Regions from separate parts of the Mus musculus genome. Here region 1 is linked to region 2. The links are chromatin loops, found by intact Hi-C in ENCODE. Cell type or tissue: left cerebral cortex. All regions are shown on one strand. Each heading gives the region's core, and the rest is flanking DNA. Links, peaks and the distances in the headings are about the cores only.

Region 1 (2,912 bases), core at 311-2,810, 170 kb after region 2:
AATAGTTGACCCCATGCTATAAAACTGCTTGATGGAAATGAGAAACTGGAAAGTGGTCTGTGAAGAAGTTGTTCTGCCCAGGACTGGAACTCCAGCCCATCTCAGTAGGTCTTTCCAGTCATTACACTGGATGTTTTAAGTGCCCAATTTAATGATGTTCCCTTTGTTCTCTTAACTAATTAAGCTATCTTAAGTCTTTTTGGCTAAAGGTTGTAAGTGCCTGGTTTGATAATACTTTGCTGCCTGCCTCTTCTATTTATGTGCTGTATTATGTTGTTTATTGTTTTACATTTGCTTGCAATATACATAAATGCACTCATTTGAAACCTAAAGTACATATGTGATATATCACTGTTCTATGGGATAGGTTGTCATTTAAGAGAGAAATTGGTATACTGGCTTTTTTCAGAGGGAGGGAGGGCAGGAGGGCAGGAGGGATGGAGGGAGAGAGAGACAGAGAGAGATTGATCAAGACATTGATGGTTTTTAAAAATTATTTCTTTATGTGTCTGTGTGTTTTACTGGGAAATGAACTCAGGTCCTCTGCAAGAGCAACAAATGCTCTTAAGCAGTAAGCTTTCTCTCAGGCCTCCATTGATGCTTTTAAATGATAGGTCTGCTATGCACAATTCTATTTTTTGGTTCACGATAAGAGTAGAAAATTAACACATCCTTTATTTGCTGAGTTCATTTGACTTTTGGATCAATGGATTGCTTTTTTAGAATTTGGAGGATAGGATCCAAGTGTATCACACCATGAAAAACTAAGGAGAAGACAAGAGAATTTGCGAAATGAAAATTAGCTTCTGTTGTACATCTTGACAAATTATTTTCAGGCACGTAATTCTCTACTAGGTGCAAGTATATAATCCTTTATATATAAATTTAATAATGTACACTCCCCCCTTTTGTTCAAGTTCTGGTAGGTAATCATTTGGACTAATTGAGATAGTTCAAAATAAAGTAAAAGGAATCCCTTCTTTGTTTTTAAATACTTGGTATAAATTGAAACACATGCATGTACAATAGCTAATTTAAAGTGCCTTTGGTAGTGCATGTCCTGCTAAAAATCCTTCATGAAAACTCTTTCAAAATCAATGTGTATATGATTGCAGGTGATATGTATATCAATGTGTATATGATTGTAAATAAGCTGTAAACTAGCAAAGGCTCCCACCATGGCAGGACCTGTACTAGCTTGCTCAGTCAGGTCTCATGTTTGTTGAGGAAGTGAGGGGTACGATGCTAATCCTGGCAGCAGAGAAATCCTTTGCATATTTGACTGGCACTGGACCCGCCCCCTCCATTTGCGTCACTCAAGCCCCACCCCCGCAGAATTTAATTCCATACGGGGACTGTTTGGGTAGGCACCCAGCCCTTCTTCCTTGATTGGCTTTTATAGTCCTCCATATCCCTCCTTCAACAGCACTTTGCACATCACTGTGGCTACAGCAGAGCGCTGGGGCGCCTGAGGCGGAAGCGGAGGTGATGAATTGTGATCCCATTGTGGGCTAGGCGCAGCGTAGCGTTAGTCATAGCTGTTCCCCCTCAGCCCTCCCTCAACCGGAAGTAAGGCGGCGCGGCTAGCCGGTCAACATGGCTGCGGGCTCTGCGTCCTCCTTGGGCGGCGGTGCCTGGCCAGGCTCAGAGGCTGGGGACTTCTTGGCACGCTATCGGCAGGTGTCCAACAAGCTCAAGAAGCGCTTCTTGAGGAAGCCGAACGTGGCCGAGGCCGGGGAGCAGTTCGCCCAGCTAGCCCGGGAGCTGCGCGCCCAGGAGTGCCTGCCTTATGCTGCCTGGTGCCAGCTGGCTGTGGCGCGCTGCCAGCAGGCGCTCTTCCATGGGCCCGGGGAAGCGCTGGCCCTCACAGAGGCGGCCCGACTTTTCCTGCGGCAGGAGTGCGACGCGCGCCAACGCTTGGGCTGTCCCGCCGCCTACGGGGAGCCTCTGCAGGCGGCCGCCAGCGCCCTCGGCGCCGCTGTGCGCTTGCACCTCGAGCTCGGCCAGCCTGCCGCCGCTGCTGCACTGTGCCTGGAACTAGCTGCTGCCCTTCGCGCAGTGGGCCAGCCGGCCGCTGCTGCCGGTCACTTTCAGCGGGCTGCCCAGCTGCACCTGCCCCTGATGCCACTGGCCGCACTGCAAGCGCTTGGTGATGCTGCCTCCTGCCAGCTGTTGGCGCGCGACTACACAGGCGCCCTGGCGCTATTTACACGCATGCAACGCCTGGCACGGGAGCATGGGGGCCACCCGGTACAGCAACTCGAGCTGCTGCCGCAGCCGCCTTCTGGGCCCCAGCCACCCCTGTCGGGACCCCAGCCGAGACCTGTCTTGGGCTCGACCTTGCCCCTCCCGCAGCCCCCGGACCACGCCCCAGGCTCTGTTGCGCCTTCACCTGGCACACTCGGTGCCTTTGCTGACGTCCTAGTCAGGTGTGAGGTGTCCCGTGTACTGCTGCTGCTGCTCCTGCAACCACCACCTGCCAAGCTGCTGCCCGAGCATGCCCAGACCCTGGAGAAGTACTCCTGGGAGGCTTTCGATGGCCATGGCCAGGATACCAGCGGCCAGCTTCCTGAGGAGCTGTTTCTGTTATTGCAGTCTCTGGTCATGGCTGCCCAAGAAAAGGACACTGAAGGCATCAAGAAGCTGCAGGTGGAGATGTGGCCACTGCTAACCGCTGAGCAGAACCACCTCCTCCACCTCGTTCTGCAGGAAACCATCTCTCCCTCTGGACAGGGTGTCTGATAAGTCACCTTCTTACCAACTTGTTTTATCTTTGGGGACAGGTGATGAAACATGTGATCTAGCTTCTGTTTTTTTTGTCTGTTTTTGTCTTGTTTTTCTTTTCATTTCTATTGCTGCCATGTTAATTTGGCTTTGTGTGCCTAGCAAGTTACTTAAATTAGTGCCCTCCA
Region 2 (2,912 bases), core at 180-2,679:
AGGGAATCTGCCTGACATTGTCTTAGGTCACTTCTTTTTTACTTTTTAAACATGTCAAATACAATGGGCTACACTTTAGTGATTAGAATTTCTTGTAAAAGAAAAAAATCTTATCTGTCTTAAACTCAGAATATTAGACGTTTAAATTTGGAGGTCTATGAATTTGGCCTAACTAACTCCGAGTGGCCCTGTTCCTCACTGATGTTCTATCTAGGCCAGGGCAAGGTCAAATGATTTGCAGTTACCCCCTCCACAGTCTTATACTTCTACAATGTAAGTGATATCTAACCACAATTTTCCCATATGTAGTACCTTATTGCTAGTTTTGTTGGAGATGAGAAGATGTTGGACACACAACATCAGAAAAGAAATTTCCACTGGCTTCAAGGACAATGATTAACTTTATAAATGTGTAAAAAAAAGCCTTTTCAATTTGAATAAATTCAAGCCTATTGCTTCAATTTTGCTGCTACCCAGTCCTCTTATGTCTGCTATTCAGAATATCCAGATAAGTGATTCCTTTCAAGAGAAATCTCTGCTTTCACAAGACTTTTTTATGGGTGTGACTGCATATCTCACACTGACATCCATGCAGGCCAGAAAAGGACATTATATCCCCTGAAATTGGAGTTACAAATGACGGTAAGCCAGCATGTGGGTGCTGGGAATGGAACCTGGGTCCTATGCTAGAATAACCAGTGTTCTCAACTGCTGGGACATCCCTTTAACCCCTAAGCTAGCATTTATGCCACTGTATGTTAAGCAGATAAAGATGCAGTTTGAAGCAAGTTGAACCTTCAGAGCAGCTGAGATGAGATCAGTATGTAGCCTGAAGGCATCCTTTCTAACTTCAATTTGGAACTCTGCAATGGTTTTATGGGATTGATTATGAACAACCTGCTACACGATATTTAAGGAACAATACATACATGCTTGACTTCTAAAGAATCCATGGCAAGGATCCATTCCAAATGTCATGGTAAAAAGTTCGTCACTATTTCTAGAACAGTGGTTCTCAACCTGTGTGTCTCGACCCCCTTGGAGGAGTTTTGAAAGACCTTTTCACAGGGGTCACATATCAGATGTTTATATCACAATTCATAATAGTAGCAAAATGTCTGTGTCACTTTGGTGATGTTCACATTTTTAAGGCAAAATGACCAGGGCTGACTTCTGCATGTCTTTTGACTTCAGAAACTCGAAGTACCGAGAAATTCTTGGGGAAATTCTGTGGCTGAAGAGCTGGCATGTCTCATACCCACTTTAGAAATAAAACTTGTGACAGTGTGTATAAATACTGAGTCTTTCACTGCTCTGGAGGAAGACAAGCTTGCCAAGTTCTTGCATGTTTCTAAAGATAAGAAATAGTGCCAGGAGCACTATTTACCCGGGTCGTTTTTTTCTGGTTCTCTCTTGAAGGTAGTTGGTGGTGGGGGAGTGGGGGTAGGGTATGGGAAGCATTGTCTGGGGCGAGATATTTAGGGTTGTTTAATAATAAAACATTTACCTTTCTTAAGCCTAAAAGTTACTTTGCTGTGGTAGCTGACCTGCTTGTCTGAGTTCCTCTGAGGCCAGAAACTGCAAGTCTTTGGCTTTTAGCCCCTCATAGTAAACCAGCAGGGGGTTAAGTAAAGCAGCCTTTGTTCTCACTTCAGGGCTCTAACTCCCAGCCTGCTAGGTGAAGTCACAGGAAAAAAAAAAAAAAAAAAAAAAAAAAAAAAAAAAAAAAAAAAGGACACTTTGAAAAGTGATTTAGCTTTTATTTCTAAGTTCTCTCTAAAAAGGTTCCTATGAAAATTGTCTAAGAAAATGGGATTGGGGCTTGTTCTCTCTTTGTCCTCAGCACTTATACATCTTTCAGAATACATTATCACGTGGTAAAAAGTTCACCGCAAGTTTACACATAAAGTCAAATCATAAATTGAATAAGAAGTTTACAACAAAATAGTAAGAATCCAGTCAGAACAAAGACAAATCCATAGGGATCTTTGCTGTTTGGTCCCTGACAACAGGCAGATTAACAAGCAGAAGACCGCCAATGAGTTCTGTGCCATACCTCTATACATTCTAAGACCAGGGTGGATGAGTAAACAACTAAACTCCAACTAAACATCACAGGCCCATTTTCGCGTGACTAGAAAGAAGTACAAGTTTAGAATAGAACTTATAGAACACACAGACAATATGGTATTCTGCCTGAAGATTAGTCAAACATCCCCCATTCAACTGCCTCCCTGGGAGCACCCCTGCCCCCACAAATACAAAAAGTTAGACTATCAGAAGCCAGAGGAAAAAAACAGACCCAAGGGTTTGGGTTTCAAATCTCAAAAGCAGCTTTTCAAGACCCTGGATGTACAGCAGGCAGAGTAGGAAAGGCCTGTCAGATGCTGGACCATGCTTCTATGAGCTAGCCAGTGGCCCCAAGGATAGCAAAGCATGCAGGTCCCATGGTGGTGAATATGCCTGAAGCCCCTTCCCATGGAGACTGGCATCACCCAGATGGTGCGTGCTACGTGGGGAGTGGTGGTGGGTGTGTTTGAGCTCATATGAGCTCATGTGGTATCTATCTACCAGGTGTTGCTTGCCCAGCTCTGTTACTGGACTAGATCTAGAAGGGGACTCACCAGGGGGAAGAAACCTCGGAGCCCCTGCTTCCTGGCCTTGATCAGGAGACAGAGCTGGAGGGGCCACCACAGCTTTCTGGTGCCCTTCTGTGGAGACCCCTGAGCACTCTGCGGTCCTGAAGTCTATTCTCGAGAGAGAGAGAGGGACTGGCCTGCATTCAGGATGTCACCTGGGGACAGCCAAAGGCAGGAGGAAACTGAACACTAACTCACAAACCCCAGATTCAGAGGATTGAGGTGGGGTCTCCTGTGCTGGGGGAGCAGGGGTGTATTGGGGATGGGTAGCAG

The links. Hi-C counts contacts between places; a loop is a spot of excess contacts. Peaks named below come from ENCODE experiments on the same cell type or tissue, not always from the same donor. Only the 100,000 strongest peaks of a DNase experiment are listed, where the experiment ranks them.
Region 1: a loop joins it to region 2, with 4 times the contacts of the local background. A loop is called at or near these places in 8 of 42 quality-filtered maps.

What each region holds. Positions count from the first base shown.
Region 1 is chrX:73,226,720-73,229,631 of GRCm38, forward strand. It overlaps F8a (factor 8-associated gene A), which reads left to right and starts at 1,587. Exons shown (of 1, transcript NM_007978.3): 1 at 1,587-2,912. The coding sequence starts at 1,597. The coding sequence ends at 2,742. In left cerebral cortex, for the core only: no CTCF peak of the experiment used is centred there; DNase peaks (open chromatin) are centred at 1,456, 1,843, 2,151 and 2,523; H3K4me3 peaks cover 1,911 bases; H3K27ac peaks cover 1,830 bases.
Region 2 is chrX:73,061,187-73,064,098 of GRCm38, forward strand. No RefSeq gene overlaps it. Among named protein-coding and RNA genes, the nearest start is that of Pnma3, 2.1 kb to the right of the region's middle. In left cerebral cortex, for the core only: no CTCF peak of the experiment used is centred there; DNase peaks (open chromatin) are centred at 1,288 and 2,589.